Linked DNA regions of Mus musculus: all the other regions are linked to region 2. A link is a loop called in an ENCODE intact Hi-C map of the cell type or tissue named here. Cell type or tissue: left cerebral cortex. All regions are shown on one strand.

Evidence for each region. Peaks named below come from ENCODE experiments on the same cell type or tissue, not always from the same donor. Only the 100,000 strongest peaks of a DNase experiment are listed, where the experiment ranks them.
Region 1: it touches region 2 in a loop (3-fold over the local background); 13 of 42 quality-filtered maps call a loop at or near these places.
Region 3: it touches region 2 in a loop (2.0-fold over the local background); 6 of 42 quality-filtered maps call a loop at or near these places.

What each region holds. Positions count from the first base shown.
Region 1 is chr9:43,980,809-43,988,808 of GRCm38, forward strand. No RefSeq gene overlaps it. Among named protein-coding and RNA genes, the nearest start is that of Gm30373, 11 kb to the left of the region's middle. In left cerebral cortex, a CTCF peak has its summit at 4,010 (motif pointing right); DNase peaks (open chromatin) are centred at 1,867, 2,594 and 4,012.
Region 2 is chr9:44,236,458-44,244,457 of GRCm38, forward strand. It overlaps Ccdc153 (coiled-coil domain containing 153), which reads left to right and starts at 4,220. Exons shown (of 7, transcript NM_001081369.2): 1 at 4,220-4,266; 2 at 4,541-4,619; 3 at 5,165-5,230; 4 at 6,557-6,676; 5 at 7,115-7,207. The coding sequence starts at 4,550. In left cerebral cortex, a CTCF peak has its summit at 3,203 (motif pointing right); a DNase peak (open chromatin) is centred at 3,204.
Region 3 is chr9:44,330,143-44,338,142 of GRCm38, forward strand. It overlaps Dpagt1 (dolichyl-phosphate (UDP-N-acetylglucosamine) acetylglucosaminephosphotransferase 1 (GlcNAc-1-P transferase)), which reads left to right. Exons shown (of 9, transcript NM_007875.3): 5 at 976-1,060; 6 at 1,762-1,950; 7 at 2,421-2,508; 8 at 2,674-2,829; 9 at 2,915-3,753. The coding sequence ends at 2,980. H2ax (H2A.X variant histone) reads left to right here and starts at 4,573. Exons shown (of 1, transcript NM_010436.2): 1 at 4,573-5,935. The coding sequence starts at 4,620. The coding sequence ends at 5,051. It overlaps Hmbs (hydroxymethylbilane synthase), which reads right to left. Exons shown (of 14, transcript NM_001110251.1): 9 at 7,773-7,886; 10 at 7,510-7,548; 11 at 7,214-7,333; 12 at 6,976-7,029; 13 at 6,784-6,870; 14 at 6,206-6,703. The coding sequence ends at 6,530. In left cerebral cortex, CTCF peaks have their summits at 4,270 and 4,956; DNase peaks (open chromatin) are centred at 4,441, 4,896 and 5,624; H3K4me3 peaks cover 2,131 bases; H3K27ac peaks cover 1,392 bases.

The sequences.
Region 1 (8,000 bases), 260 kb before region 2:
TGTGGCTCACCTGAAGCACAGGCCCCGACCAAATCCAGTCTCCTTGAGGCCACTTTTCAACAATAACATAGGTTAGCCAAGGACCCATTAAAGTTCTAGGAGGGAGATATGTATGTTTGCACCTGTATATGTCTGTGGATGCATGTGAGAGTATGCGTACACATTTTCCTGTGTGTGTGTGTGTGTGTGTGTGTGTGTGTGTGTGTGTGTGTAGGGGTGTGTTTGTGATGGAGTGTAGGTATGCGCATCTGTATAAACATGCTTCTGAGTAAATATATGTGGTGAACTCAGGCAGATTTCCCCTCATCGGCGTTACTCTTCCCTCCATGCCAGCCATAGCAGAATAAGGTTGACCAGGACTGAGTGCAGAGCAGCCCCTGGGGATGGACAGAGCACTGCTCAGCTCCCACCTCCTCTGCATCAGGCCCAGGATGTCCAGACCCACTTGCTAGGAAGGCTTTGCTAGGGCTAGGGATTCCCCTAGGCCTGCCTCAGCTCCTTTCTTCCCTGACCTGGACTGGATTCTGGCCTCGAGGCTACCCCATCCTTCTCCAGGCATCTCAGTGCCTCTCGGGTTCAGGTCTGTAGAGAAAGCTCCTTGATGCCAGCCACCTTGGCTACCTCCATCCTGTGATACTGCTCAGCTTGGAGTCTCCTGTGCTGCCCTGCTGTCATTAACAGCAGGGACCGGTAAGCACTTACATCCCCCACGTGCCCTGACCGCCACCCTAAGTCAAACATTTCAAACAAAGGCCATGAACAGCCCTCTGCTCATTTGCAGAAGCAGGAGTGCCTGTAGAGAGCAAAGGGCACTCACTCGCCTGCCAGCTTGCTGGCTGTTCAGCTTGCTTCTCTGCTGCTGCAAAAAGCACTAACCGAAAGCAAGCTACAGAGGGAAACCGAGACAGAACTGCGTAAAGTCCTGGAGCAAGGATGCCTGTTGGCTCTCTCCCCTGGCTTGCTGGGCTGCCTTTCCTTCTTTTTCTCTTTCACTCTTTCTTTCTCTTTCTTTCTTCCTTCCTTTCTTTTTTAATCTTCCTCTATAGCTTTTACCAGTGTATTATTTTTTTAACTTTTTTTTTTTTTTTTTTTTTTTTTTTTTTTGGTTTTTTGAGACAGGGTTTCTCTATAGCCCTGGCTGTCCTGGAACTCACTTTGTATTTTTTTTTTAACTTTTTATTGATTCTTTGTTTGTTTGTTTGTTTGTTTTTGTTTTTCGAGACAGGGTTTCTCTGTGTAGCCTGGCTGTCCTGGAACTCACTCTGTAGACCAGGCTGGCCTCGAACTCAGAAGTCCGCCTGCCTCTGCCTCCCAAGTGCTGGGATTAAAGGCGTGCGCCACCACGCCCGGCTTATTGATTCTTTTTCACATCATCTACCCCAGTCCCACTCATCTCCCCCTTGCATCCACCCTCTGCCCTCAAAACCTACCCCCCCCCAAATAAAAACCACACAAACAGACAAGCAAAAAATTAACCAAAAAAAGCATAGAAAACATCTTATCCTGGAAGCTGTAGTGTGTCAGTGTGTCCCATAGTATACTCTTCTGTCCACACATCTTCACTTGCAAATGCTCCTCGCAATGAGTCATTGGTCTGGTTCGAGGCTTCTGAAACACCATCAGTACTAGACCCTCACCGTGACTCCTCCCAGTCGTCCTGTTGTTGCCCAGTGTCATGGAGATGCTGCACCCTTGGATCAGCAGGACTGGCCCTTCCACATGCCCCAGCAGTTCACAGATGATGTAGATTTTGGATCTGGGCCTGGGTGGGAGTTAAGCTGGTTAGCATACCAGCTCTCCCTTATCTGCACCACCCACCAGGGAGGGTTCCCCAGCACTGCTCTGGCTGGGCCACATGGCCATTGGTAGGAAGCAGACTCAGCTCTCCCACTCTCATGCTCTCCGGGCTAGCTCACCCACACCCTGCCTCCAGAGTCAGCCCAGTGGAGAGGCAGGGCCACTCTCCCAAGTGCTGTAGCTGGCAAGGAGCAGGGCCAACTCACTGCTCTCATCTCCAGACTGCCTCAGATGGCAAGCATCTAGAGGGATGATGGCCAGCATCTAGAGGGGTGATGGCCTATACAGCCCATGCCTAGCAGCAGCCTAGGGAAGGACCACTCACAGTGGACTAGGCCCTCCTGTAACCATTAGAAATTAAGAAAATGCCTAACAGACACCCCGCAGGACAATCCAATGGAGGCAGTTCTTCAGGTGAGCTACCCTCTTCCCGGGTGACTCTAATTTGTGTACAAATGACAAAACTAACTAGCTAGGAAGCAACACTGCTTGCTGCTCCAACCTGGGGCATCTATGGATAGGAGTTTCAGGAATACAGGAAATCAGGAACGAGTATTCATACATGGGTACATATATACATACATCTGTACATTTATATACACATATATACATACATATAACCATATATATGTATATCCACCCATATCTACATGTACATACCATACATCGAGCCATCCAACAATGCATGTTATCAGATGCCCCATCCCTCAGATCCTGAGCTGGACACATGGAGATCTCCTCCTCCTCTTTTTCTTCCTCCTCCTCCTCCTCCTCCTCCTTCTCGTCACAGTGGGAAAGAATCCAGGAGTAGGATGTTTTCCAAAGCTTGTTCTTTGACAGTGCTGACTAATGGAACTTCCTGGGGTGACACCAGTGTTCTGTGTCTGTGCTGTCCCCTGGGCCCCACCATCTCTAGCCCACATGGATGCTGAGCATCTGAAGTGTGTCTATTGGGACTGAAGAACTGAATTTTCCCTCCTAATACAGTTGTAATGAACTTAGACATAAGCCTTATTACATGATGCAAATGAGCAGCTCGTGGACCAGATGCCACAGCTGTAAAAGCATCATCCACCCTGTGTACATATGCATTAATGCATGTTCATGTACATATATACATATATGTGCAAATATATACAATACATATATGTATATGTGTATATGTGCAAATATACATATATTTAGATATACATATATGTACATATATACAAAAATGTACATACACACACACATATATATATGCAGAGAGGGAAAGGAGGAGTCAGGAAGGGGTAACCTCTGGTAGGACTAGGAGAGACTCTAGGACATCCTCTTAGAAGTATTTATTGAGGGCCAAGAAGGGACAGACTTTGATAATACAGCATTTGACACACAGTAGGGAAGAAGAGCTATTAGCCAGGTGTACAGCACTGCTCATCTCAGATACTGTAAATCAGGAAAGGCTTCACAGAAGAGATGATTTCAAAGGTAAAGCATCAGATAGAAACTGTCAGAAAGGGGTTTGTGCAAAGGCCCTGAGGCACAGCAGACCCAGATGACAATTAAGTAGATAGGGAGCTCAACTCAAGCAGCCGTGCTCAACCCCTCGCAGTGGGTAGCACATGCTGGGCCCTCCCCAGAGGAGGAGGGGGACAGGCACAGTGCCAGGCAGGCCACATCTAGTTTGCTCATTCCTCTCCCATGACTCCTGATGTCTCCACCCACCCCATAAACATGATTTGGAAAATCTCTTGTCCCAGTCCCCGGCTGAGCCAGTTCCTCTGCCCTTGTGCACCCTCTCTGAGGTCAGCAAGAGCTGGGAATTGAGCCCTCGTCCCTCCAGGAGCTCCTGACTCATTCTGGAGAGAGCAGCTAAGCCTGCATTCTCAAAAACCAGTTCCAACTGGAGGGGAACAGACATGACCCCAGCTTAGGGACACAGACACCAGAGAGCAGGGTAGGGAGAGCCAGAGACAGCAGGAAAGAATTTGGCAGCGGGACAGAGGCTGATGGGAAGAGATATTTGACAGACAGCCCACACCAGTAGGAGACAGACATGCCAGGGACAAAGATGACACAAACGAGGAACAAGGACATACCAAGGCAACCAAAGACAGCACCAGGACATCCAAGTATAAAAAACAGACTGGACTGTCACCCTGGAAATGGTGGGGTAGACTCTCCCGCAGCACTGAGCTGTCACATTCACTGTCTGCAATTGCAAAGAAGACCACAAGAGGGCACCATTGCTCCAAGAAAGCTCACAAGCCTGGTGGTTCAGAATGGTCAAATCAGACTCCCTGGTTTTGGCAAGTCTGTAGGAGGCTAAGGACCAAGAACCTCCACACTCTAAGCTGGAGAGTGTCCTTTCCTTGCCCCAGGATGTCCTCAATCTAGTTCTTGGACTCCACATTACCTGTCCCTAGCCTAGCTCATTATTACCGTCTGAAGCTGGGCATACCAGGCATGGCCCCTGCGTTTGCTTGAAAGGGGGGAACAACACGCAGGTCTGGGGTCTGAGACATGCACTGAGCCTAGAGCAGGCTTTGGTTTCTTCTTGATGAATCCTTGGGTTCAAAGCATGCCCCACACAAGTCTGACCCCATGTTCAGCAGCAGTCTACAGGGCTAAAAACAATGCCACCCAGGGCTGCGTTCACAGAACCATGTGGCTTCAGGATGCAATTAGTAATGTGGTCACATCTTTGAAAGAGCTGTTAATAAGCCAATGTAAAGCAGGGGGACAAGCCCTGTGGAACTGCCCTTGTTACATCAGTGACACAGCAATATTGTTAAATACACTTTGTCATCTCTAAGACAAGCGTCTATAGCCATTACCCATTTTGCAGATGGAAAAACTTGGACAGATTCCCTCCCATGACTCTTCTCTTCCCCCTGAGCCATAGCCATGGTTACAGCTTAGCCTTAATTCCCAAATGGCCTTGAACTTCCTCCTGCCCTTTAGCCAATCCATCCACTGCCCTCTCCTGGTTCTGTTCCCGGAGTCTTAGGGATATAACCAGGGTCCTGCACATCTAGGTCGCTGCCCTACTACTGAGGTAGATCCCTGTGGTGGCTATTCTTGGTTGTCAACTTGATTACATCTGGAATTAACTAAAGCCCAAGTGGCTGGGTACATCTGTGAGGGATTTTTTCTTGATTGAATCATTAGATCATTTGAGGTCGGAAGGCCCACCCTAAGTCCAGATCATTTGAGGTCAGAAAACCCACCCTAAAATCTGGGCCACACCTTCCATTGGCAGCCTATACAAAAGGCATGGAAAAGGGACGCTTTTGCTCTTTGCCTGCCTGTTCAAACGCTCACAGGCAAGTGTTCTCCTTCACTGGTGTTAGAGTTCTTGGATATCTGTTGGTAGGCAGCCATTGTTGGACAAGCTGGACCACAGCCTCAAGGCATGCTAATAAATTCCATATAAACTAATAAATTCCATGTAATTCCATATATATGTATATGGAATATACATATATACACATATATGTATATCTAATATATCTATATATATGTATATTAGATGTATAGATAACATTATATATAATATGTTACATATTATATATCATGTAATATAGATAATATATTATATAATATATATATATGTATGTATGTAAAGAGAGAGAGAGTCCTTCTCTTCCTCTAGAGAACCCTGACTACTACAGTCCCTACCCTCTGCTGAGTTCAGTGTCTTCAGGCACCCAAAGTTCTAGGCACCCAAGACAATTTTGATCTTGTCACTAATATATGTGCAGTGTGTGGCCATGGATGGCATGACCCAATAGCCCTCAACCAGATACATCATCCTGTCCCCTCTGCCTCCCTGACTCCAGCCTTCCACCCCTGCCCTGAAGTCTACGCCTCCCAGTACCCTCACCTCAAAGGACCGCAGTGCCCTCATCCCTCCCCCCCACCCACCCCACCCCACCCCCCGTGCAACTCCAAGCTGTCCTGGGGACACTGCAGCCAGAGTGGCATGACTGAAGATCCTTTCTAGAGGGACGCTCTTGCCCCTCCCTTGCCCATCTTACTAACGAAACAACGGTCCCACAGTAAATTAGAATTACAACCCAGAAGCTTGTGCTGGAAGGAGGTAAAGACTGGGGCCCTGGAGCAAGCCAGAGGAAGATCCTGTCTCTCAGAGATGTCTTCCCGAGCTGAGACAATGAAGAGTCCCTGCTGGGCAGAACCACGTCACTCCTTCTATTTAAACTTCAGTTTCATGTCAGGATCCCAAGATGAACTTGGGGTTAGACATCAGTCATATTGGATTAGGGCCTGTCCATCTGTCCTCAGTTTGCATTGATGTCCCTTTCAAAGGGCCACCTCCAAGCACAGCCAAGTATTGGCTGGTCTACCTGGGGTTGGTAGAACGAATGCATTGGTGGGAAGAACACAATCCAGTCTGTTAAGGACTCCAAGCAGGTACCACTATTGCCCTTGCTCAGCCCCAGGGAAGCAGCAAAACTTTGCTCAATGTGTTCAAAGCATTTGTTTCCTAGCCACACAAAGCTGTGGCCCCAAGGCCACCAGGGAGGCCACAAGGATAGCAGAGAGTGTACACAGGAAAGGGTGTGCTCTGAGGAGGAAACTGCTATGCATGCCCAAATGAGAGCTATAGGAGGGAGGACTAGAGAGGTGATAGGAAAAACTAGAGAGGGGAAAAAGGGAGGACTAGAGAGAGGACAAAGGGAGGACTAGAGAGGGGGAAGGGAGGACTAGAGAAGGTACAGGGAGAACTAGAAAGGGAACAGGGAGGACTAGAGAGGGGACAGGGAGGACTAGAGAGGGGACAGGGAGGACTAAAAAGGGGATAGGGTTGTAGCAACATGGAGTTCATGCTCATAGGCAAGAGTGACTTGTAGAGCAGAGGAGGGGTGAAGTGGCGAGGGGAGGAGGGATGGGACAGGTGCCAGGTTGTACACTCTCTGGGGTGCAAAACAAGAGAAGACCCAAGGTCTTCTAGACTGGAAGAGGTCAGTGGGTATGACTGAAAGTATCAGAAGGGAAAGTTGGCCATGGGCAACCCTCGTGTCTGAGTAGGGGTCTTGAGTACCAGGCCAAGGAGATCTGGAAAAGTATGTTATATGTAGCACTCGGGGACCTGAGCTAAGGCAGAAGACTAGAGCTGGGAGTCACTGCAGAAGTGCGACAGGACCTCTTAGTAGGACTGCATATCCAGGTGAGGGCACAACTGTCCAGTGGCAGATGAAGGATGGCTGAGTATAAAGGCTGTCTGCCCCACCATACGTGGCAGATTCCCCTGCTGTCCCTAAGAGATAGGGCTCAGCCTTCCTACCTCTATCCCCACTCAAGTATTCAAACACAAGCCCTCTAGAGTGTCCACAGGGGAAGTGTCTTAGTGTTTCACTGCTGTGAACAGATGCCATGACCAAGGCAACTCTTGCACAGACAACACTTAATTGGGGCTGGCTTATGGGATCAGTTTCAGTCCATCATCACCAAGGTGGAGTATGGCAGTATCCGGGTTCCATGTCGTTAGCTCCAGAGAACTGAGCCAACCCAGGAGACAGCCACTGCTTGAGGGTACAGGAAAGCTCACACCCACATACTAGAACACACATGTCTCTAGTCACGCCTCTTCCTGTCGCATGCCCAGGACAGCTGGGAGAGCCTAGTTTCAGGACTCCAGCCTCTACCATGATTTGTGGAGAAGGCGACACAAATGTTTCCAATAGGCAGGACGAGGTCCTCAGCTCTACCTGGACAGAAGCCACAGGTGGGCAAGGAGAAGCCCTTCAGGTGCAGGTCTGTGATAGCTTTTGGAGAGGCAGCTACAGGAGGAGCCTGTTCCTTGCCCGTGTACATTCCTTATAGGGGCTGATGGGATGCTATCTGAGGAACTTAACCTTTAGAGACCTCACAGTAAAGCAGTAGCCCAGGGTCAGGAGAAGTAGAGAAAGGTGGCCGCTGTCCCAGGATGAAAGGCCAGGAGCTAGAGCTAGACCCTGTCAGGGGACTCTTAGCTGGAGAGGAACCCCAGTCCTCATCCCCAGTAAGTGGGTGGCAGGCACTGATCCCAGCCCAGTCACTAAAGCCAAAGGGAAGTGGCCATAAGGAGGCTCGGGAGAGCAGATTGTAACCTGCTTCAGACTGCTCCCCACCCCACTCTCCACCAGCACACCCACACTCCACCCTGGCCCCAGAGTGGGAATCTGACTTGCATCCTAGACAGCCATCTCCTGGGCAGTGTG
Region 2 (8,000 bases):
AGTCATTAGGAGGAGACAATTTGAAACCCCAGCAAAACTCTGATTTAAACTGTAAACATAGCTGTTAAGTGCTCATCAGAATTTACTATATACATAGCATCACGAAGACTTGCATCTAATCCCAGTGTCATTTCTAACCCAGAACCCTCGCTGCTGGTCATCTGGAGGCTGCCATCTCTCTCCTAAGCATGAGAAAGGTAGAGGATTTGCCAGAAACCTGAGCACCCTTCAGGATACTTTGACACTGACTCCTGTGTCAATTTCCTGGGAGAAGCACAGCTGCCATCTCAAAGAACAAAAGACAGCAACCCAATCTCTGAAAGCCTGTCCCATCCCCCAGGCAGGGGTCAGCGGAGCCATCCATATCTGCAGAGAGCAGTCCCCATACCCTGACCTCTCCATACCTCTAACCTCCCGTCTGTCCATCAGAGAAGTGGCCAAGGGCCCAGCAGCTCTTTTCCCCAGAGGGAAACAAAGAGAGGAACTGAAAACCACCCTACGTTTTATATATATTTTTTAATAGCTCAAAATCCAGCCCAGAGAAGATGAGTACAGTTTTCTAATTCCAGAAATCTGAGAGCCACATACCTCTAGGCCTTTGCAAAGCTGTTTTTCCTGCCAAGAAAGACGCACATACACCACACACACACACACACACACACACACACACACACACACACACACACACACCACCTGATTCTACTAACCTTACCAGACCAATTCCTCCCATCCAGCAAACCTTTCAAGCTTAGAAGTCCCTTCTTGACCCTTCCAGGCATCAGCAATAGGCAGGCTCCACTTCCTGATGGTAGCCCCCTGGCCCTGGATTGCAGCAGCCTTTGCTGCCCTCCTATTTTCTTCTAGAAGACTGGACCCTGACAGGAAACGCCTCAGGCCAGGGCCAGGGCTTGGTGCCTCACACTTTGCTGAACCCACACCAATCTTGTAAAAGTTAAAAAGCAACACACATGGGCCACACTGAGCCAGACTTCCTCCCGTGTGAGTTAATGATAAGTCAGAGACACCTACAACCAGAAAAATATTTATTATTCATCGTCCTAAGCAACGGTTGTTTTCCTTTTTCTTTTCTCCCCCTCCTCCCTTTTCTCTTTTGGTGACAGGTCTCAATGTGATTCCCATGCTGACATTAAATATCTGGTTCAAAGCATCCTCCTCGAAGAGCCTCCCAAGTAGCTATGTCACCCTGCTTAGCTCACAGTTCCTGGAGGCCAGTGGATCTCAACCTGTGGTCCCCTAAGGGATCCTCAGGGGCCACCTAAGACCATTGGAGAACACAGATATTTACATTATAATTCATAACAATAGCAAAATTACAGCTATAAAGCAACAATAGAAATAATTTTTGGTTGGGGTTCTCAAGGAACTGTCGGAAAGCGTCACGGCATTAGGAAGGGGGAGAGCCGGTGGTGTAGGCCAAGGCCACTGTGTTTTTGATCAGGTCACATTTCTTTTAATATATAAATAACCAATGTCCTATTTGAATAAAAGTGAATGATTGTCCCTCTTATATATCTCCTCAATACTCTTGTCCAGATCAGGCTGTGGTGCACAGCTTTAATTCCAGCCCTGAAAAAACAGAGGTAGAGGCCCCAATCTAGGAGTTCCAGGTCAGTCAGAGCTACACGTAAGTCCCTTTCTCAAAAGACAAGCAAACAGAAGCCATCCTGGATAGATCTTATTCAAAGGAGGACAGGGAGCCAACAAGATGGCTTAGTCGGTAAAGGTATGTGCTGCCAGACTCAACGACCTGGGTTCAATCCCACAGATCCACATGGGAGAAGGATAGAACCAAGTCCCCATGGGCTGTCCTCTGACCACACACTAAATGTAATACAAGTTTTTAAGATTTAATTTTAACAATCTGAATGTGTGTGTGCACTTGAATGGGTCTTCTCCAAGAGCAGCGTGTACCCTTAACTACTGACCCATTTCTCCAGCTTCCCCAGCCCAAAAAAAAAAAAAAAAAAAATTAACAGAGACAGTGAGATCAGAAACGATCTTTCCTATCGTCGCTTCTAAACTGAAGTCAATAAAAAGAGAAGGGAAGGTTGGCCTTTTTCTCACAGTTTTTATTTGGTTTGTTTTCTAAAGAGGGGCTGAATTGCTGAGCACAACGCCAACCCCTTTCTGGGTTCCGTTGGGACCAGTTCATCACGTGACACATGGCACCTTTTTTTTTCTCCACTTCACCTTGACCTCAAACCACATCCTGATCCTGCACCTGAGAGTCAGTTGACTGAACTCATTTGTAAAATACACGATCTCCTAAAACATGAGGTCTAGGTTGTGTTCTGTCATCCCCAATGTGTCCTTCCAAGCACAAACGTGAGTGACAGAGATTCAGGGAAAGAAGTCCCTGAGAAGCTCCTGGGAAAGGACCGGAGATTCTAAAGGAAGAATAAATGAAAACGTGATGAAAAATGAGATTTCTCCATATCTGAGACCTGTGTACGGGGTCACCAGCCCTACGTTACAGGGGCTGTAAGCATCACAACGACAAGTAGGACTCTTTGCTCTATAAAGTGTCCAGAGCCGGGGCTGGAGACATGGCTCGGCAGTTAAAAGTGAGTCCTGCTCATGAAGAGGACTCGAATTTGGTTTCCAGCACCACACTGGTGGGCTGCTCACAACTACCCGTAACTCCGACTCCAAGGGACTCCAAAGCTCTCTTGTAGCCTCCCCCGCCCCCCGGCACTGTGCTCACAAACCCACACATAAAGAACATAATCAAAAATAAAAATTAAAACTCTCTCTTACAGTATCTAAAGTGCTACGGAGTTAAATAAAACAGGTATTGACCTTCCGCTTGCTCTGGAAGTGATTTCATAGTCCCACATCTTGTGTCTGTTTCGGCAGATTTGCTTCTAATAATATGCAACTGACCAACATTTTCAGGGACTAGAATGGACAGACATGCCTAAAAAGGATCTGTAGGTTCCATAATCCACAGGGAGGAAGGCTTGTTTAAATTCTATGTATGGTGACATTATGGTGCCCAGAGATGGCACAGGTCCAGACGGATCTCTCCCAGATGGAGGGAGGGCTTCCCGTCATGCTTTCTGCCAACAATCAAATTTTAATTATACATAAGATACTAAAAAACACCCCGTAAAGGGGATCTCCCCCAATATTGCCCAAGAAATTACCAACTGCAAACTTTAGGAGGTGCAGGCGGTCAAGCAAGTCCACTAGAGGGAGCCCTAAGCAACTTTATGCTGCAGGGAGCCTGGGGGCTGCTAAACCCCTGCCTGCAGATTAAACCTCATAAAGAAATAGTGGGAGAAGGCAAGATTGACTGGAGAGGGAAAAAGGAGTCCTGTAAACACTGCACTGACGTCTGGGGATTTCAGGAGCTACAAAACTTATACACCAAGAAATACAAGCTGAGCAAAATTAAGTAGCTGAACTCCAGACTCTTGTCTAATTTGTGTTCCTCTTTGTGGGTCAGCATCCTTTCAACTACCTGTGTCAGAACATGTTTCCCTCACACACCACAGTAGCCTTTTTGAGGCAAACCTTCAGGTTGTTGTTTAAAAAAAAACAAAAACAAAAACAAAAAACAAAAAACAAACAAAACATTTATTTATTTATTTTATGTATCTGGTGGTCTTCAGACACACCAGAAGAGGGCATCCGATACCATTACAGATGGATGTGAACCACCATGCTGTTGCTGGAAATTGAACTCGGGACCTCTGGGAGAGCAGCCAAGTGCTCTCAACCACTGAGCCATCTCTCCAGCCCCCAAACCTTCTGTTTTAAAGTAAATAATGTCACTGTGTTCACACGAAACCTCCAGATATAAAGTAGCTGTGATGGCCGCTATCCCTGCTTTCCCTATGTCTTGCAAAACACTGCTCTCCCAGACTGCAAGTTTGTAGATTCCTAGCCTGGAGAGTCTCCAGACCACAGGTAGTGCCTGTGTAGACATGAATAATAGCTATTCGGCTCCTAAGCCTCTTCTTTAGGGCTAGGATATGGAGGTAAAAAGAGAAGCTTTCCTTTGTATGAGCTGATTTAGCTCACCCACCTGCCTGAGTTTTCCAGTTGCCTGGACAACGTGCAGTATCCAGAAACCCAACATCCCAGTTCTTGGTCCCACCTCTTGAGGAAGTTTTACACCTTGGATTGGCTCCCAGGACCCAGGCTCCTCCCTAGACTCAATCTACTTGGGTCTCTCTTTACTGTCCCCATGACATGTCATTTCCCAGGGAGACACCACACAAGCAACAGAAAGTCTTGCAGGTAGGTAGGAAGGAGGAGAGTACACAAGTTGGGGAGAGAGAAGGGATGTCCAGAAGTTTCTCTAAGAAGCTGACTGCTGCACATAGGATTGTTCTCCCTCAGTGATCCCAGCCCTCCCTAAGGGTCCCAGAGACCAAGAAATGAAGCTTCTATAGAAGTGTAAGATGCACTGGGAGACTGGCACTCTGATGCTCCAGAAACCCCCAACCAACTCAGTGTAAGAGTCAGGAAAGCCTGTCTGTATGCTGACCTACATAGGTCTTCCCTTCGTCAGGACAGCGGGATGCCACCTAAAACCAAAGGAAGGGGGAGAAAAGCTGAGGCACGGAAGAAGAAAAAGAATTCAAGTCCTGGTGAGTCACCATGGGTGAAGGCCAGTGCCCCTGCATGTCCATGTCCACACCAAGGTCCTTAGAGGGAATCCAGCTCCCTGGGCAACAAGACAGAGGGCGTTTGTTTTGGTTTTGTCTTTTGTTCTTTTGACACAGGGTCACTAAGAAACCCAGGCAAGCCTCAAACGTATCCTCCTAGTCCTCCTAGTGCTGGGACAGCCTGGTGCTCACAATGCCTGGCATTAGTTAGGCATTGACACCACAGTTGGCTAAAGTGAGGCTCTCTTGCCCTCCTCTTCAGAGCCCTGAGTTCAGATTCGGCCAGGCTGGGGACCGGAGACTGCCTCTCTCCCCCTGGAGCCCCCTCTAGTCCTTTGCCTCTGTCATCTGTTTCACCCTTCTTTTGAGCACACACCAAGTACAAGGCAGTGAAGGCTTGGCTATGAATTTGTCAGATTTTGGCATTGGGTATCAGTGATCTTCCCCCATCCTGCAAAAAGTGCGGGAGGAAGACAGGGCAGGGGCGAGATCAGCGTAGCCTAAGACTCCGTGGTTTGCCACGACAGGTGTGGAGGCTGAGGCCAAGCACAGGCTGGTGCTGCTCGAGAAGGAGCTGCTTCAGGACCGCTTGGGTAAGGAGTGTGGAGCCTCAGGAGACAGCAGCAATGACAGGTCCTAGTCAGGGTTATCACTGCTGTGAAGAAACACCACAACCAAAGCAACGTGGGGAGGAGATGGTTTATCTGGCTTGCGCACCCAAAGCACTGTTTATTATTGAAAGAAGTCAGGAGAGGAGCTAGGAGCCTGGAGACAGGAGCTGATACGGAAGTCATGGAGGGGTGCTGCTAATTGGCTTGCTCTCCATGGCTTGCTCAGCCTGCTTTTTTATAGAACCCAGGACCACCAGCAAAGGGGTAGCACCACCCACAATGGGCTGGGCCCTCCCCATCATTCACTGATTAAGAAAATGCCCTATAGGCTTAACTATAGCCAGATCTTATAGAGGCATTTTCTTTCTTCCTTCCTTCCTTCCTTCCTTCCTTCCTTCCTTCCTTCCTTCCTTCCTTCCTTCCCTCCCTCCCTCCCTCCCTCCCTCCCTCCCTCCCTCCCTCTCTCTTGTTTGTTTGTTTGTTTTTTGAGACAGGGTTTCTCTGTATAGCCCTGGCTGTCCTGGAACTCACTTTGTAGACCAGGCTGGCCTCGAACTCAGAAATCCGCCTGCCTCTGCCTCCCAAGTGCTGGGATCAAAGGCGTGCGCCACCATGCCCGGCTTCTAATCTTTTTTAAAAAAAGATTTATTTATTTTATGTACATGAGTGTACTGTCCCTGTCTTCAGACACTCCAGAAGAGGGTATCCCATTACAGAAGATTGTGAGTCACCATGTGGTTGCTGGGATTTGAACTCAGAACCTCTGGAAGAGCAGTCAGTGCTCTTAACCGCTGAGCCATCTCTCCAGCCTGAGGCATTTTCTCAGTTGTGGCTCCCTCCTCTCTGATAATTCTAGCTTGTGTCAAGTTGACATAGAACTATCCGTGCAGCCTTGGCATACGTGGCATCTCTGGGTTCTTGGGGAACTGGAAGTGTGGACTATGTCCAGGGCTAATTCTCTGTTGGCAAGGATTGTGAGGAAGGGCTAGACAATGAAGATTGATGAAGAAGTTGTTCTTCCCCCTGACTCTGAGAACGCAATCACAACCCCATTCAGGATAGGTAAGTAGTCTACCGTGAAGCTAATCTGCAGCTCGGGAAGCCATTGTTTTTTAGTAGCCAGAACACGGAGAGACTATTGACTCTGTAGGAATGAAAACTCTGTGGGTTTCAAGAGGGTCCAGGGAGAGACACTGCATAAGAGGTTGACACTGCCAAGTTCCCAAAGAGAAGCAGAGTTCAAGGCTATGGTGATTGATTCTATGAGATCCACGGTCAGGCCTGAGCATGGCTCTGCGATACTCACAGCTCTACAGAGGGAAGAGGCTCGCCGAGCCAAGGCTTCTGAAGACAGGCTGAAGCAGAGGTTACAAGGGCTAGAAGCTGAACTGGAAAGAACCCAAAGTGAAGGGAAGGCCATATATGCAGGTATGTTTGATCAGGTGGACAGGAGACGGGCCTGGAGGAGGTCAGGGAATTGGAGGAAGGGAAATGAAGAGTGATTCCAACTGCCATACCTAGTCTCACCTTCCCTGCATAGGCAGGGTCCAGAGACCCAAAGATAGATCCCTGGTATGAACACGGATCACCACATCCTAGGGTGTCTAATGTTCCATGCTTGGTGTTGGCATGAACAAAATGCAGTGACAGCCCTTACCTTTTTCACCTTTGGGAGTAAGTGGGAGGAAAGGCCAGAGTCCCCCCTAAACAGATATGGGGGAGAGAGTCTTCTTTCCTATCTCCCTCATTTTCAAGGTCTCCCAAGTTTCTTAGTTCTGTGTCTCCGCCGAGACGTTCCCCTACGTGTAACGTTATTTCCTTCCCTTATGCCTCCTCTATCCCTGCTGCCTACTGCTCCTACCTCAGAGATGAGCCGCCAGCGGCAGGCCCTAAAGGAGGAGCTGGGGACCCGAAGCAAACAGCTGGAGGAGGAAGTGAGAAGTCTAAAGGAGCAGCTAGGTAGGCCCCCATCCTTGTCCCTTCTTTTCCAGGCTCAGTATCAAGGCCCCAGCATGGATGAGTGGACTTCAGAGGCTCTCCTCTAGATGTCTACAGTCTGTTGGCTGAGTTTTAACTAGGGTCACCGGCACCCTAGCTCTCCTCTGAACAAAGAGTTCAGTGACACAAACCTCTCTGTCAGGGCTGGAGTTATGCCTCTCGGAGAGCTGGCTCAGCAGTTAACAGTTAACAGCACTTGTTCTTACAAAGAACCCACAATCAATCCCCAGCACTCACATGACAGTTCACAACCATCCTGTAACTCCAGCCAGAGGGGATCTGAGGTCCTCTTCTAACTTCACAGACACCCACATGGTGCACATACATACGTTCAAGCAAAGCACTCATACACATAAAATAACAAGAATAAATAAATCTAAAAAAGAAGAAAGTTCAAAAGAAGCCTCTAAGACAGAGGTAAAGAAGGTAAGTCACTCCATTTCTCCCCAAGTCCAGCAGTTAACCCCTTCATTGCCTTGCCTGTCCTAAGCAAAACATATTCCTTATTAGTCTAGCCAACCTTTACAACCAAACTACAGAGAATGTTAGACTTAATTTACTTCAGCATCCTCAAAGCCACGCACCTGGTAGAAAGCCTTAAATTTCTACTTGCTAAATCAATGAGTAGACCAACCAGATAAGAAAACAGAGGTCAAACCAGGTGGTGGCGGCACACACCTTTAATCCCAGCACTTGGGAGGCAGAGGCTGGTGGATCTCTGAGTTCAAGGCCAGCCTGGTCTACAGAGTGAGTT
Region 3 (8,000 bases), 94 kb after region 2:
TGTTTTGAGACAGGGATGTACCACGTTGCCCTGGAACTCACAGAGCTCCAAGTTCTGAGAGTAAAGGGATGTGTGCCTCCCCTTGTCTCCCAGCTAAAGCTAAGCATATTTAAAGCATTATCTCATTTAAATTAAATGACTCTGTATAACTGGCAGTACCCAGTTTTTGACAGATAAATGGAAGCTTACCAAAATTCAATGTGTCATTTCACACAGCTAGGAAATAAAACTGGTATTCAATCAAATCCCAGCTGGAATTTTTAAACCACATTTAAGATAGTCACTAGGTTTTCTGTTGTTTTCTCTGTCTCTCTCTGTGTCTCTCTCTCTTCCTCTCCATACCTCTGGCTATCCTGGGACTCACAATGTAGCCCAGGCTGGTCTTACACCAGGAGATATTCCTGTGTCTTCTGAATATTAGGAGTCACTAGCCTTTTGGTTGTTTTTTTATGTTTTGTTTTTTAAAAGATTTTATGCATGTGGATGTTTTATCTACATGTACATTTATCTGTACACCAGAAGAGGTCACCAGATTCGATGAGACTACAATTATAGATGGTTGTGAGCTACCATGTGGGTGCTGAGAATTGAATAATTGAATTTAGGACCTCTGAAAGAGCAGCTAGTGCTGTTAATCATTGAGCCATCTTTCTAGTCTGTTGTTAGCTTTTTTTTTTTTTTTATAGGTCAATGAAAGTAATGAGAGTATCGGGAATGGCCTGGGTGATGTGAAAGGGGAAGTTAGAGCTGGGCACGGTGGCAAACACCTGTCATCCCAGCACATGGGAGGTGCCCGCCAGACTTGGCTACATAGGAAGTCAGGGAGCAGCAGTGGCAGGGTGGGGTAGAGTTGGTCTTGAAAGTGACTTGGGTGCTGTGTTCCTAATGGCTGGGAACATAAATTAGATACAAATGAGACCAAGGTACACAGCGGGATGCCGGTACTGACTCCCTTCTGTTTGCTTTGCTCCAAAGGTGATTATCGAGATGATCATATCTTTTCCCTTTACTTCATGATACCATTTTTCTTTACCACCTTGGGACTGCTTTACCACAACTGGTATGTAGGCCTATGGATGAGAGAGGAAATGATTGATGTATGTGGCAGAGATGGGCTTGACATAACCCAGCTTCTAATGAAGAGACTAAAATTGCTCATACTTTTGTTGGATATTCTCTGGCTCTGCCATTGGTAGTAGTTTGCCACTCTTGTGTGAGCACAAGCACTCGTCTGGTGTGTGTGTGTGTTTGTGTTTATGAACAGGGTATTAAATCTGAGGTCTTAATGCTAAGCAAGCACTTTAGATTTTAGCTGTATCCCCAGACTTTTTTTTTTTTTTTTTTTTGAGAATAGGGTTTTAGTAAGTTGCCCAGGCTGGCCTTGAACTTACGGTGTTGTCAGGCTGGCCTAGAAATACAGGCATGTGCTATTAGATCCCACCCTTCACCCCACCATCTGCACACCCTCGTGCTGGGGATCAAATCCATGACCTTGTACTCGCTAGGTGACTGCTTGCCCGGTGAGCTACAGAGCAGCCTGGTGCTGGTGTGGAATCCCTGCCTATCCTGCAGGAGTTGGGAACAAATGCTGTGTAGCCCCTAGGAGTAGATGAGTTGGGGGCCGTGGGGCCTATAGAGTTTCTGGAACAGCCTTTCTTTTAGAACTCAGGGTCAAGGCTGGCCTGTTACTCAGAGCGAGTGACTGAAAGAAAGAGTCAGTAACAACTCTTGCCATTGGCTGAAATCCTCTCTCCCACACAGGTACCCGTCCCGCGTGTTTGTGGGAGACACCTTCTGTTACTTTGCGGGCATGACTTTTGCCGTGGTGGGGATCTTGGGACACTTCAGCAAGACCATGCTGCTCTTCTTTATGCCACAAGTATTCAATTTCCTCTACTCACTGCCTCAGCTCTTCCATATCATCCCCTGCCCTCGACACCGGATGCCCAGGTAACCACTCTGGGGCTTTCAAGGGTCATAATAGTTTCTGACTTGGGATAGCTAAAGCCAACTTGCATTTCCTATGTAAAAAAAACATGAGGGGAAAGATGAGCCGACTGTATGTGGGTAGCCCATTGTAATTTACGAAGCTCGTTTACTTACATAGTATGTAATGCTTACAACAGCCCTGATCACGGAGCCAGAAACCAACTCCAGTACATAAGTACTCAGTACTCTTTTTTTTTTTTTTTTTTTTTTTTTTTTGGTTTTTCAAGACAGGGTTTCTCCTTATAGCCCTGGCTGTCCTGGAACTCACTTTGTAGACCAGGCTGGCCTTGAACTCAGAAATCCGCCTGCCTCTGCCTCCTGAGTGCTGGGATCAAAGGTGTGCGCCATCACGCCCGGCCTCAGTACTCTTCTTAGTAACCAGGGTGCAGAGGTCTCTGATTCAGTCAAATGAAATTATCTTCCCATTGCAGACTCAACGCAAAGACAGGCAAACTGGAAATGAGCTATTCCAAGTTCAAGACCAAGAACCTCTCTTTCCTGGGCACCTTTATTTTAAAGGTAACAAGGTAACAGGAGGTAAGGCCCGAGGCCGCCATCCTTAACTTGGGAAAAGAGAAACCTAGGCCTTTTCAGGCCCAAGGGGAGTTTGGGAACATCAAGAAGATCCCTATTCGTGAAGTAGATCTGCATAACTGAAGTCATCTTCACCTCTGGTCCCTGCAGGTAGCAGAGAACCTCCGGTTAGTGACAGTTCACCAAGGTGAGAGTGAGGACGGTGCCTTCACTGAGTGTAACAACATGACCCTCATCAACTTGCTACTTAAAGTCTTTGGGCCTATACATGAGAGAAACCTCACCCTGCTCCTGCTGCTCCTGCAGGTACAGCTCAGGGTGGGGCTTAGTAATGCCATGGCGTTTACATCTCTGGTTGGCCTTGCTTCTAATTCCAGTCCACTTCTCCCAGGTCCTAAGCAGCGCCGCCACCTTCTCCATTCGTTACCAACTCGTCCGACTCTTCTATGATGTCTGAGCTCCCTGACAGCTGCCCTTTACCTCACAGTCTCCATTGGACCTCAGCCAGGACCAGCCTCTGTCTGGTCCGAGATGACCCTCTGGTCCAGGCCTCGCTGACACTTTTGTTCTCAGCTTCTGCCATCTGTGACTACTGATATCCTGGATGGACACCTTGCTGGACTTGAAGTCCGCTAGTTGGACTTTGCCTAGGGCTTTCATCTTGCCTTGCCCTCCCTTTCTGTCCCATCTGCAGCCTCACCAGGTGGGCTTGTAGCCTCTATTATGCAAATATTCGTAGCTCAGCTTTCAGAGCGCTAACTCTAAAGGAATTCACCTGAGCCTTGAGAGAGAACCTGGGCTAGGGCTAGAGTTAGGGCTACATACTCCAAGGTGACCTCACATTTGACTATCAAATGAAGTGTTGTGATTGGGAAGCGTAGAGGCAGGGCCATGTGCTCAGAACGGTGACAATAAAGGACTGCCTTTTACTTGTTCCTCTAGTGTAGCATCCCCTCCCTCTGTCCTTTTTAACCTTCGTGGTGCTTCAGGAGTGAACACCGGGGCTTCCTTATACTTAACTGCTCTACCACTGAACTATATGCCAAGTCTGGTATATTTATTTTTTATATAGGCATTTTAGGATAGATTGGAAGGGTTAGACCGGGTACCTTTCCCAATAGGATACCGATCTCTGTTCCATCAGACCCTTTCTTGCAAAAAAGGCCTGTCACAAACTAAGACCAGACAGAACATGTTGAATAAATATCGCAGCACAAACTTGTGATAGCATAAAAGATCACAGTGCTCCATTTTCTGGCATAGGATTAAACTCCTAGGAGGTTTCATTTCGTTTCTTTTAAACCCTCCCTCCCTTTAATCTGCACTAGGGAGGCAGAGGCAGGCTGATCTCTGAGTTCCAGGACAGGCAGGGCTACTCAGAGAAACCCTGTCTCAAACAAACAAAAGCCAGATGGTGGTGGCGCACGCCTTTAATCCTCAGGCTTGGGAGGCAGAGGCAGGCGGATCTCTGAATTCAAGGCCAGCCTGGTCTACAGAGTGAGTTCCAGGACAGCCAGGGCTACACAGAGAAACCCTGTCTCGAAAAACAAACAAACAAACCTAAAAATAATAATGAACAAATAAACCCTCCGTCTACCAGATTAGAGGAGGGAGTGGGAAGTGCTCTAACCTGGAAGGAGAACGCTGCTTATAGTGTAGACCCTTTTCCTTTAAGACCAAAGACCGACTCAAATTTCCCAGAAACTGTAGAGGTAGCTCCAAGCTCCACCCTTCTAGTCTTCAGGTTTTGTTGTCGCGCCGTAGCGTTTAAATTTCGCGCGCTCTACACGGATTGGCCATTTCCAGGGGTGAGCAGCCTCCGGCTTGCGGCCACTCCGCCTTGTCTTCTTCCCCGGGTAAAAGGTTTTCAAATTGGACCAATCACTGGGCGCGTTCTCTCAGCTAAGGCGCGTCACCGAAGGGTTAATTGCAACCAACCAGAGGTGGGTATTAAAAAAGGAACCAATCAGGAGGAAGCGGGGGCGTGTCCAGGGAGTTTATAAGGCCGGGCTTGGCCGGCCAGGCGACCGTTGACTGCGGCGGTTGGTAGTTCGTGGTCTCTCAGCGTTGTTCGCAGCTCTTCTACCTCGTACACTATGTCCGGACGCGGCAAGACCGGCGGCAAGGCCCGCGCCAAGGCCAAGTCGCGCTCTTCACGCGCCGGCCTTCAGTTCCCTGTAGGCCGCGTACACCGGCTGCTGCGGAAAGGCCACTACGCCGAGCGCGTGGGCGCAGGCGCGCCGGTGTACCTGGCAGCGGTGCTCGAGTACCTCACTGCCGAGATCCTGGAGCTGGCGGGCAACGCGGCCCGCGACAACAAGAAGACGCGCATCATCCCGCGCCACCTGCAGCTGGCCATCCGCAACGACGAGGAGCTCAACAAGCTGCTGGGCGGCGTGACCATCGCGCAGGGCGGCGTCCTGCCCAACATCCAGGCCGTGCTGCTGCCCAAGAAGAGCAGCGCCACCGTGGGGCCCAAGGCGCCGGCGGTCGGCAAGAAGGCCTCGCAGGCCTCTCAGGAGTACTGAGGGGGCCCGCGCCGAGGCCGCCCAGCCCTCCCCACACCTCCACAAAGGCCCTTTTAAGGGCCACCACCTCCCTCACAGAAAGAGCTGAGCCACTTCGGGCTGCGGCGGCTTGCCGCGTCCCCATCCTTTCTCTTTCCCTCCTCTCCCCTCCCCGCCCTCGCGCCACTCTTCCCCTTACCCCGCACGGCCTCCGGTTCTGCCACGGAGGACGCGGGCGCCGCGGCACCTGCCCATCCCGGAGCTCGTGACATCGCTTCGCCGTTCTCGGTTGTGGACGACGGCTCCGTGCGGAGAGGCTGCGGCGCCTTCCCGGAGTCTCGGCCCCTCGCTCAGACGTCCGGCCGCGGTGGGCTTGAAGGTTAGTCCCTCCGCAGCTACAGCCCCGGCGTCTTTGCTTCAGCTTGGTGCTTAGCCCTCGCCTGGACCTTTGAAAAGTGACTTGATTGCCGGGCTTAGAGGAGGAGAAATGGATCACATTGTTTCCTTCGGTGTCACCGTTGCTGGCCTCATACCAGTTGACCCTGTCGCCATTCGTAGGCCAGTGTGGTGTGGCGGGGCCAAAAATGGTTGTAATGTGAACCCAGTTTCTCTAGGAATACCTCCCGGCAAGGGTCAGAGAGACGCTTACCGGCCTGTGGACAAGAGTTCTATACCTGCCGCAGGCGACTGGCAGCCGGGCCTAGCCATCCATCCCCTCTTCCCCAGCGACTCAACTACAACCCAAACACCTAGATACCAGCACAAGCCGGTGAATCCCTGTCTGGACTGAGCCTCTGGCTTCTGAACTGGAACTTTTGCAGCTATTACAAGTTTAGAACCTTAAGTGGGGAGATTTAATGGGCTAATTTTATTAAAGGATCGTTTGGTTTTGTTTTTTTAAAAAAGTGGTTTAATGTTGAATGCTGTAGTCCCAGGGCTGGACATATAGCTCCGTGGTAGAGCCATGTGCCTGGCACATCTTGGGAGAGAATGGGACTTCCCTTTCTGCAGGCCGTGGGAGTGGGAAAGGCTATGTAATCCACGAAGATCCCGTTGACTGAAGACAGGCTGTAGGAATTGAAGGCTGATTTTTTTTTTTTTTTTTTTTTTTTTTTTTTTTTGAGAACATGAGGCAAATCACAGCGTGTTTTACAACAGAAAGGTCTCAGACTCAATTCAAGTTTAAAAGGGCTTTGGGTTTATTCATATCTTCCCCAACTCTATCAGAAGAACCACATTCTAAACTGGTTTATTAGTGGTATTGGTTACATTCAAAGATTGGCATGGACTTTCTCTAAAGAGATGAAGCCCCCAACTACTGAGGGAAAGGCAGATATGGAGGCCCCAAGGTGAGGCATATCTTCCAAAGTGGAAGTCTCAACAACCCCGTGGTTCAATTTCCTGGGATAATCACATCCCTAGGGATGGAGCACAGGGCACTTGGAAGCCAGAAGTAGGCAGTGGAGTGGCAGCCAGGGTTCCTGTGCCCTACAGACCAGTTAGCGCACATCATTAAGCTGCCGTGCAACATCCAGGATGTTCTTGGCTCCTTTGTTGAGCAGCAAGCTGGCCAGGCTGATGCCCAGGTTCTCAGCAGCTAGCTGGGCTCCTCTTGGAATGTTACGGGCAGTGATTCCAACCAGTTGTGGGTCATCTTCTGGACCATCTTCTTGCTGGATGACAGGTTACAATTTTGGTAAGAGGAAGATTACAAGCAGTTCTATTTATTCCTTCCTCATCTCCCAGTCAATACCTGAACAGGGACCTGGATGGTGGCCTGCATAGTCTCTTGCATGCTATCTGAGCCATCTAGACTCCAGACTCCACCAGTCAGGTACAGCTAGGAAATAAAATGTTTGTACCAGGATATTTAAAGAAAGTTACTTAGATGTTTCGGTGCACATGGAAATGACAGTCCCTCCCCTCATCCATTTCCCTGGCTTACTTGCCCATCTTTCATCACTGTATGCACTGCTACGGGCACGCTGCAGCCTCCTTCCTGCAATGATATGTTCCTTTGAGCTCTAAGGGCCTTTAACACCACTTTTGACCACAGACCTCAAGGGGCCAGATCAAGGTCCTCTCCATACATACAAAACATTACATACTGAGTACTTGACAAATCTCTCTCCCTACTGCCCTTCCTGGTTTCCCCACAACACCATGGGAGGAGCCCATCTTACCAGGTGCCTCAGAAAAGCCCTTTCAGCAATGCAGCGAAGCAGAGTTTCAGGATCGTGCAACACACTCACTAGGTCCAAGATATCCTGGTCCTTGGCTCGGACTTCCACGGCTAGGGCTCCCTAAAGAACAACAGGCCTGATCTTCTCTAGTAATAGAGCTAAGCATGAGAAACACACCTCTACCTGCTTCCCTGGGTCTTATGCATAACAACCAAACCTGTCCCTCTCTAAACATCTTATTTGATGGATAGCAGGTGCCAAAGGTTATGAACCAGGTTCTCTCCAGGCAAACCTACCTGACCCACAGCATACATGCATTCTTCTGGGTGCAAAATCTGTGGAGAGAGACAAGATGGTGGGATAGGGGATGTTCAAAGGCAGTGAGCTAGGGTTTGCCAATCTAGGAAGCCTGGGGAAGGCACAGGTAGGAAGTCCAGCAATGAGTCCCAATATCCCTAGCCTGGGCTTCTGGTTGTAGTGTTGTTGGCAGAATGGTCAGGAAGAAATCAAGGCAGGAGAGAGGCAGATTCAATGGGAAGCAGAACAGGGCAGCTCCTACCTGGCCCACCCGGTTCTGCCAGCCCATGCGCTGTAGGCCAGCCACAGCCAGGACGATGGCACTGAATTCCTGCAGCTCATCCAGCTTCCGGAGGCGGGTGTTGAGGTTTCCCCGCTGTGGAGCGTTGCTAAGGAGAAGTCAAGACCTACCCAGTGCACCCTCTGCCCCACAGTCTCTTTTCCCCCCTCTAGCTAACTTTTAAAAAACTTTTGTTTTTGTTGAGTGGTG